Linked DNA regions of Homo sapiens: region 1 is linked to region 2. Evidence: chromatin contacts called from ENCODE Hi-C or POLR2A ChIA-PET data. All regions are on one chromosome and are shown on one strand. The core of a region is the stretch at or near the end of the contact, and the rest is flanking DNA. Distances in the headings are between cores, read along the strand shown.

The links. Hi-C counts contacts between places; a loop is a spot of excess contacts on that map. ChIA-PET counts read pairs that join two places held with the same protein, here RNA polymerase II (POLR2A). Pooled maps may share reads with other maps.
Region 1: a pooled map shows a loop between it and region 2 (2.3-fold over the local background). The contact joins two enhancer-like sites. A Hi-C loop is called at or near these places in 5 of 50 pooled maps. POLR2A ChIA-PET finds 5 or more read pairs at or near these places in 11 of 52 experiments (AG04450, CD8-positive, alpha-beta memory T cell, GM10248 and 7 more).

What each region holds. Positions count from the first base shown.
Region 1 is chr1:26,798,448-26,802,806 of GRCh38, reverse strand. It overlaps PIGV (phosphatidylinositol glycan anchor biosynthesis class V), which reads right to left. Exons shown (of 4, transcript NM_017837.4): 4 at 2,148-4,359. Among named protein-coding and RNA genes, the nearest start is that of PIGV, 13 kb to the right of the region's middle. RefSeq lists an enhancer at 2,474-2,723. Within about 2 kb of position 2,811, at least 28 of the 41 ENCODE cell types and tissues checked have a DNase peak (open chromatin) inside an H3K27ac peak, as active enhancers do.
Region 2 is chr1:26,742,043-26,746,518 of GRCh38, reverse strand. All of the region lies in intron 4 of ARID1A (AT-rich interaction domain 1A), which reads right to left. Among named protein-coding and RNA genes, the nearest start is that of PIGV, 44 kb to the left of the region's middle. RefSeq lists an enhancer at 2,119-2,188. Within about 2 kb of position 1,783, at least 31 of the 41 ENCODE cell types and tissues checked have a DNase peak (open chromatin) inside an H3K27ac peak, as active enhancers do.

The DNA of each region.
Region 1 (4,359 bases), core at 1,562-4,061, 55 kb before region 2:
TGGGCGGAACAGACCTCCCTTCCTAAACCTGCACTAGACTATGAAGTAAAAAAGAAAGGAACTTTTATTATTAAGCCACTGAGTTTTGGCGGTTGTTTGGTATCGCCGTTAGCCTACCTTGGATAATATCCCTAATCCCTAAATTCAATAGTTTTTCTCATCCTTTCCTTAACAGTATATGACCCTGCTAACCATTTCTTTCTTCTTGAAACTTTTTTCTTGAGACAGGGTCTCACTGTCACCCACATTGGAGTGCAGTGGTGTGATCACTGCTCACTGCAGCCTTGACCTCCTGGGATCAGGTGACCCTCCCACCTCAGTCTCCCGAGTAGCTGAGACTACAGACGCCCACCAGGATACCTGGCTAATTTTTGTATTTTTTGTAGAGATGGGGTTTCACCATGTTGCCTAGGCTAGTCTCAAACTCCTGGGCTCAAGCGATCCACCTACCTCAGCCTCCCAAAGTGCTAGGATTACAGACATGAGCCACTGTGCCTGGCCTTGAAACTCTCTTTTCCGCCAATGATACAATTTGTTTCTGGTCCTTTAATGATAATAATGATAATACAATAGCTACCATTCATGAAGTTCTTGCCATACAGGCACTGTGCTAAGTGCTTTATCTTCATGACTGCCCATGTGGTAGATGCTATCACCCCCACTGTAGATGAGAAAACAGGCTTAGAGAGGTTGAGCCACCTACCCAAACTCTTTTTTGTTTTTTGTTTTTTTTTTGAGACAGAGTCTCACTCTGTCGCCCAGGCTGGAGTGCAGTGGCACAATCTCGGCTCACTGCAAGCTCCGCCTCCTGGGTTCACGTCATTCTCCTGCCTCAGCCTCCCGAGTAGCTGGGACTACAGGTGCCCGCCACCACACCTGGCTAATTTTTTGTATTTTTAGTAGAGACTGGGTTTCACTGTGTTAGCCAGGATGGTCTCGATCTCCTGACCTCGTGATCCGCCTGCCTCTGCCTCTCAAAGTGCTGGGATTACAGGCGTGAGCCACCGCGCCCAGCCAACCTACCCAAACTCTTACAGCCCCTCTCTCTTCTCTCTCCACACTCTTTTTTTGACAATCCCATCCAACAGCATGGCTGCTGTAATTACCGTGTCTGTGTGCATGGTTCCCTGACCACTCTCTTGGTCTCCAGTTCCACATTTCCTGGCACATAAATGTGCTGCTTGGTATCGTAAACCCAACATGTCCAAAATGCAGCTATTGCTTTGTTAGCACTGTTCTCAACACTTTTCATATGGTAACATTTAATTCCCACCACCACCCTATGAGATGTTATTATTCTTTTATCTATGAGCTAGATATTATTATCTACATTTTACAGATGAGTAAACTGAGGCTTAGAGAGTCAGTATCTGGCTCAAGTTTACACAGTTAGTACACAGTAGAGCTGGGCTTGGGGCTGATTTCAAGGCCTAGATTAAGACCTCAGCTCCATTCACACTGGTTTCTCCCTGTCCTATCCTGTTCCATTTCCTGCCTTCTATATTCATTCTGTACCCTGAACTTTCAAATCCTCCCTATCATTCAAAGTCTAGCTCAACTATCATTGGTCCATGAAGTCTTTTCAGGTATCCCAAGCTGGAAGGGATCTCCATCTCGTGTAAACTTACAGAGTACATGCTCTCTGCCTCACTTACCTTTTTCTAAGCACACAAATAAAACTTGAATTCATTCTAATCATAAAAAGTTCAAGTAGGGCTGGGCACGGTGGCTCATGCCTGTAATCCCAGCACTTTGGGAGCCCAAGGAGGGTGGATCACGAGGTCAGGAGTTCGAGACCAGCCTGGCCAACATGGTGAAACCCCGTCTCTACTAAAAAATACAAAAATTAGCTGGGCGTGGTGGCGGGCACCTGTAATCCCAGCTACTAGGGAGGCTGAGGCAGGATAATTGCTTGAACCTGGGAGGCGGAGGTTGCAGTGAGCCGAGATCGCGCCACTGCACTCCAGCCTGGGTGACAGAGCAAGACTCCGTCTCAAAAAAAAAAAAAAAAAAAAAAAAGTTCAAGTAGTGAGATACAGAGCAAGAAGCTTCAGTGTCCTTTCACTCCCCAGAATTTATTGCTTTCTGCCTTAATGTTTCTGTGTCTGCTAGCAACTCTTATTAGACAGTTATTTGAGGACAGGAGGCATAGCTGAGTCATCTTTATTCCCCTAAAATAGGCATTAATAAACAATTACTGAAAGAATCAATCAGTTTCAAATCCCTTGAGCCTGCACATATTACATTTTCAGATGACAGTGAGAGGGTCTATTCAATAAAAGTAACATTTTTCCAGGAGGACTGGTAAAGGTATGTCAAACACTCTCCTCCCACCTTCATTAAAGAACAAAAAAAAGCATCTACTTCTAGGTACGTGAGGCTGAGGCGTCTGGTTTCTGTTTTAGCAGGGTCTCAGAAGGAAATGACTTTTCTCTGAAACTGTAGACACCCCACCTAGCTGTGGCATTGTTAGGCCTCAGGGTAAACAGGAAACTTCCTGCCTTGGGTCCTTCATGTCCCTCTCCCAGACTATTAAAGAGACTGTTAATAGGATGGTAAAAGGACAGCTGCTGGTCATAAAATCAGCCCATTCCTTAGCTCCTTAGAGAACAACTAAATCCCTGCAAGGTCAGAGAGAAAACCTTGTCCAGCTCATGCCAGGTGCACCCACCTAGCTGGGCTCCTGTTACAAGGTTTCTGGGCATGATGAGATCTAGTGTGAAGGTTAAACTGAGACTGCCAGAGCAGTGACATCACACCTACTCTGTGGGGTCTGAGTCACCTCTTCCAGTAGAGGAATAATCAGTCCTGATTATCCCCCAAAAGGAGGCAAAGAGGAGAGCGAAGAACCCAGTGCTCCTACCTCGGCAATAAAGAGCTGAAACAGGACCCCAACACTTCCTGCACGCAAGGTGGAAGTCTCTGGATTTGCAGCTGTTGGCAAGGAGAAAGGGAACAGTTTCTGCCAACTAACTGGAGGGACACTAGGGCAGGGGTGATCATCGTTTGCCAAGAAGGGCACTTGGTGTCTTGGCAGAAGGCAGAGGGCTGCCCTGATCTGTGTGTACATTTTCAGAAGCATTTGACTCTGAACCAAATTCTCTCAGCTGTCCTAGTGCTGGGGCGATGGATGGGAAATGCTTATTGGCCAGGCTGACCAGAAGCTCCAACAGAGGGTGCTGGGGCTCAGCCAGGAGCTTCCCTTCAGCTGGCAAGTTGAGCTTTCTGTCATGGTCAGAGGGAGTGTGTCAAAATTCCAATTCTTGAGGCTTTCCAGAAGCTGCTTATGATTACCCATCTGTTTTGAAGAGTTTCTGCTTACTGGATGTTTTGGCTTAAATGGGAAATAAAAGAGGTGATGGATGATACAGAGCCAAACTCTCGTCTGGCTCAAGGAATGGGCAAAAGTAGCTCAGCAGGGGCCAGTGATCTTACTACCATTATAGTGATAGGCTCATGACCAAACGGGGGCCAGGAAGCAGGGCAGATACCATTTCATTCCACCTTGGACTTACGTACAATTTACCAATTCCTGCCGCCGTGTTGGCGCCTCTGACCCATGTCTACTGATCAAGTAAGCAGGCATCTGAGAACGGCACAACAGGCACCTTATCTGCCAGATGTTACTGCTTTCCCTCATTGAAAGGAAAGACCACCTAAATTACTCCCAAGAGTTGCACTCGGTGGAGGAGGAGTTTCTTCTAATTGCTGAAAACAGGAGAACTGGATATTTTCTCCTAAAATCACACATTTAAGCCTCTACATTAGCATTTAGACTGGGGTGATTCTGTTGTTTAAGGCAGTTCTTAAGATGTTAGAGCAGAAAGGGACCTACAAGAGACTGCATCATTCACCACCACCCCCTGAAGAATATCATCATTTCCCATGGTTTCAGAGGTGGTAACTAAGGTTCTGAAAACTCTCCCAAGTCACATGGCTGGTAAATGGGGTTTTACTGAGAGGACTAGAATCCAGGGTTCCTGATGCCTTCTTCTTACCCTTTTTTCCCCCAGCTGATTTATATTATTTTAACTTTTTAAAATTATTTTACTTTTTGCCACATGGAAAGATTTGTATTATTTTTATTTTTTACTTTTTTTGAGACAGAGCCTCACTCTGTTGCCCAGGCTGGAGCGCAGTGGCGCAAACTCAGCTCACTGAAACCTCCGCCTTCCAAGTTCAAGCAATTCTCATGCCTCAGCCTCCCGAGTAGGATTACAGGTGTGTACCATCATGCACGGCTAATTTTTGTATTTTTAGTAGAGACGGGGTTTTGCCATGTTGGCCAGGCCGGTCTCAAACTCCTGGCCTCAAGTGATCTGCCCACCTCGGCATCACAAAGTGCTGGGATTACAGTGT
Region 2 (4,476 bases), core at 534-3,033:
GTTTCTACAAAGATAGTATTTCTGGGTGGACTTGGCTCATTTTCTGTTCAAAAGACCCAAGTCTCCCCAAGGGCAGACATGAAACAGCTAAGCAACCAAACATCTGGGGGCTGGTTTTCTGGATTTTGGTTGATCTTTTTGGACAGAAAAGCACCAACAGCAAAAGAAAAGGCAAGGGGGAATAGGTGAAGGTGAGCCACTGTCACTACAACAACTGAGTTCATCCATGATGACTAAGGAATATCAGGACATTCTAGTTTTTGAGAATTCTTCCTTTCAGAGTAAATGCTTCTTATATCCTTCTGGAGAACAGAACTAAATCCAGAAGCTGTAGTATCATTAACTTTGCCTAGAAATCTAGAAATCTCAACCTCATATCTGTTCATAACTCCTTCCCTTTCTCCAAAGAGAATACGGAAGGCAAAGTCCATTTTCTGAATATGGCATTTTTCCTTTTCTATTTTTTTGAGACAGAGTTTTGCTCTTGTTGCCCAGACTGGAGTGCAGTGGCACAATCTTGACTCACCGCAACCTCCGCCTCCCAGGTTCAAGCGATTCTCCTGCCTCAGCCTCCCAAGTAGCTGGGATTACAAGCACATGCCACCACGCCCGGCTAATTTTGTATTTTTAGTAGAGACGGAGTTTCTTAATGTTGGTCAGGCTGGTCTTGAACTCCCAACCTCAGGTGATCTCACCGCCTCAACCTCCCAAAGTGCTGGGATTACAGGTGTGAGCTACCGTGCCTGCGGCCTTTTCTTAAAGGATCTTTTTGCTGGTCTTGTACAGGAGTTGGTCCTAACAGTAAAAGCAACAGTAGAACCACTGGACTAGCAGTCAGAGAATCCAATGTTCTCATTTACTGAATGACCCTGGACAAGTCTCTTGCCCTTTCTGGGCCTTAGGTTCGTCATATGTAAAGTTGGGGGTGGGAGGGGAGACGGGAATGGGGTGTCAGTATTGTAAATATTCTGTTGGGCTAGTTCATGCAGCCTCCATTCTATTCTTTCTCTAATTGTAGAGGTTAAAAAGCTTAAAAACGAAATTTCCAAGAATCCCTTGGTTTTGGATACAATTCAGCTTCTGCTAATGAGAAGCTGACTCATGAGATTAGATCAAAGTAAGCAGAGACCATATTTCTGTCTCCTTTACTTGTTTCTGCAGGAGCATTTTGGTTCCATCCTCCACTTAACTGGGTGCTGGTTCTGGCGGCAGCAGCTACTGCTTCTTGATTCCAGTTTACTGATTCTGGACCACAGGTTTAGGGGTATGATTCAAGAGCAATCAATCTAATAGTAGCTCCGAGATAGACGTTCCCCTGGTAGGTCAAATCTAGGTTAAATCTGGGTCTGGTTTCTTGGAGGCCAAGCCTAGAGCAAGCTCCCTCACTCCTTCCAGTTGTAAGCCCAAATTCCCTATATTAAATCTCTCTCTTTTAAACATAGCTAGACCTAGGGTCCAGTACAGAAATCCTCTGACTCAGTATTATCAAATGATCCCAAAAGAGTGGCTGTAAAGGAAGAGAAAAAAGATTTATTCACGAAGCATATTTTTTGTAGGAAATGGGCAAGAGGGGGGAGCCTTAGGCCTTTAAATACATTTGTCCAGGACAACCTCCTTCACTTCTTCCCTTTTTACAACCTCACTGTACTTTCTCTCTCTCACCCTAAGCTCTGAGGGGGTGGGTGGGGGGTTTGAATTGCTCACACAGGATGGAGGGTTGAGTCAGCACACGCTTTCTTTTCCATCCCTATGTTTTCTGCAGCCTGTTATTCTGCTGAGGATGGCATAACCTGCCCAACTCAAAATAAGTATCACCTGGGCTTCAGGGAAGCTTGGGCCAGAGAGGATACCAAGTGTCTTCTTGAGTAGTAGGAAATACATTTAAAAGCTCCAGGTACAAAAGAATCAGGACATACCAGTCCCGATAGCTCTGTGTACTAATAAGTGAGGACAAGTTTGGCCCAACTTAACTTCCTACAGCAGGGCTGACGACAAACTGAAAAACAAGGTAAAATTCAAACGGTGTGCTTAATGGGGAAGAGGTACTTCCAGCCAGACCTCTGTAGGACTAAGTGACTCAAGAGCCATCATACTAGAGTTAAGGCTCAGTTGCTTTTCAAAGATTGAGGCTGTTCCGAAGGAAACAAAAGGTTCCAGCAAGAGGAATCTGTGTGAGACACACAGGCAGGAAGCAGAGCTGAGCCACCAGCGACTAGAATAGAAACAGGAAATGGGCCCAGGAACAAGCATACAGTAATCTGCTGCAAGCAGCACAGGCTCAGGCAGTCAGCAGGCAGTATCAGGGTTGGAACAGTGTGACTAAGATGGAGAAGCGGATTGGCCAGTCCAGCCCAGAGAACCAGCGTTCTAGAGAAGGGATGGCTACATGCACAGGGTACATGCTGCTCTTAGCAGTCTGGGCAGATATGACAGAGGGGGTGGGGATTTCCTTTTCGAGACTCTGAGAGAGCACCTGGGCTATAATTCAAGGGGAGCAGGCACAGATACATGGTCAGCTATAAAGAAAACAGGTCACCAACCTCAGAAAGACCCTGCTTCTCTGGTTACCAAAATCGCTAGTGACATTTCTGTTATCTTTTTGAAAATCAACCATCAAAAACCTAGATAAGGACTGTGGGCCCTCTCTCCTTCTATCATGAAATGAACAAAAGGGAACAGAAACTGTGTAAAATTAAAATCCTTCAAATGTTTTAATTTTTTTTTTTTTTTTTTGAGATGGAGTACTGCATCCTCTGCCTCCCGGGTTCAAGCGATTCTCTTGCCTCAGCCTCCCGAGTAGCTGGGACTACAGGCCCCTGCCACCACACCTGCCTATTTTTGTATTTTTAGTAGAGACAGGGTTTCGCCATGTTGTCCAGGCTGGTCTTGAACTCTTGACCTCATGATGACCCGCCTCAGCCTCCCAAAGTGCTGGGACTATAGGTGTGAGCCACCGTGCCCAGCCAAATGTTCTAATTTTTAAAGCATTTATTGAGAGGATTTGTCACTCCTCTCAATAAACCTAAACAACAAAACGTCAGCTCCCAAAGCTCAACTAGGTAGCAAGAATCTAGGAGGTATTCAACAAAGGTTTACAAATATCTGCCTGTTCTGGGCACAACATGACAGATGTCAGATACAGTTCAAGCAGAGGTACCAGCATAAGGCTATGCCAATATGAAAATGGGGAAGAAGTCTCAGAGAGAGTATTCCAGCTAGGTTTTGAAGCCAAAGTAGAAGTTTGCTGAGCATGACAGAAAGAGAGAGAAACAGGTATACATCCTAATCAAGAGGACCAGGAATTGTGAGGAGCTTAAGGTACAAATGAGTGGCTGGAGATGAAGTTGCAGAGGTATGCTGGGAGCTGTGGATGGCTCCACTATGGGTTCTGAACTGGGTAAGGCACTGGGAGCCAGGGTCCCCAAAACACGCACGAAACAACTGGTGGTGGTCTCCCACACTCAGAGATTACTTAAATATTACTGGATACAATCTGTAAAATTTATGACGTTCCAAAGCCCCAGCTTGATATTTTTTATATTTCTTTTTTTGAGACAGTCTCGCTCTGTCACATAGGCTGGAGTGCAGTGGCGCGACCTCAGCCCACTGCAACCTCCGCCTCTCGGGTTCAAGGGATTCTCCTGCCTCAGCTTCCTGAGTAGCTGGGATCACAGGTGCATGCCACCACGCCCAGCTAAATTTTTATATTTTTAGTAGAGATGGAGTTTCACCATATTGGTCAGGCTGCTCTCGAACTCCCGACCTCATGATCCACCCGCCTCAGCCTCCCACAGTGCTGGGATTACAGGTGTGAGCCACCGTGCCTGGCCTACCAGCTTGATATTTCATTTGAAAATTTTACTCTCAGCTCTCAGGGTCTCTGTGCTTCTAAACCATTAGACACATGAATCACTTAGAGATCTTATTAACAGTTAGATCCAATAAATCTAGGATGGGGCCTGAAAATCTACATTTCTAGCAAGCTTCCCGGTGATGTTGGTGCTTCTAGACAATGGACCACACTGAGTAGCAAGGATCTAACTGATTAAAGTTAGCACTGACCAGGACAGTATGTTCTAAGAAGACAGACACAGAACAGGGCTTGCTCTCATCCCACACAGGAACCAAATAACCAAACTCTAGTCAACGGTTCACTGTTTGAGGCGATTCCCTAGTTGGCTAGTTCCTCCAAGCAGGTCCTATAGGTTTGGCTATCTTTCCTACCACTCGCTCTTTCCACAGCTCATCTGTGCCTCCATCACAGGGATGTCTGGGAAAACAGAAGTAAAATGGAAATCCATTGACATTCCTTTTAGGACAAGTCTAGCAAATGCTAAATGGCAAAGAGTTGAGTTTTTTGCCTAAAAATGAAGAGAGGATCAGATTGTCCATGTCTTTCCTCTACTGGGTGGGATGCTGGAGGAAATATTTCACCTGAAATATCAGAGCTAGATTCAAATCTTGATTCTGACCCTT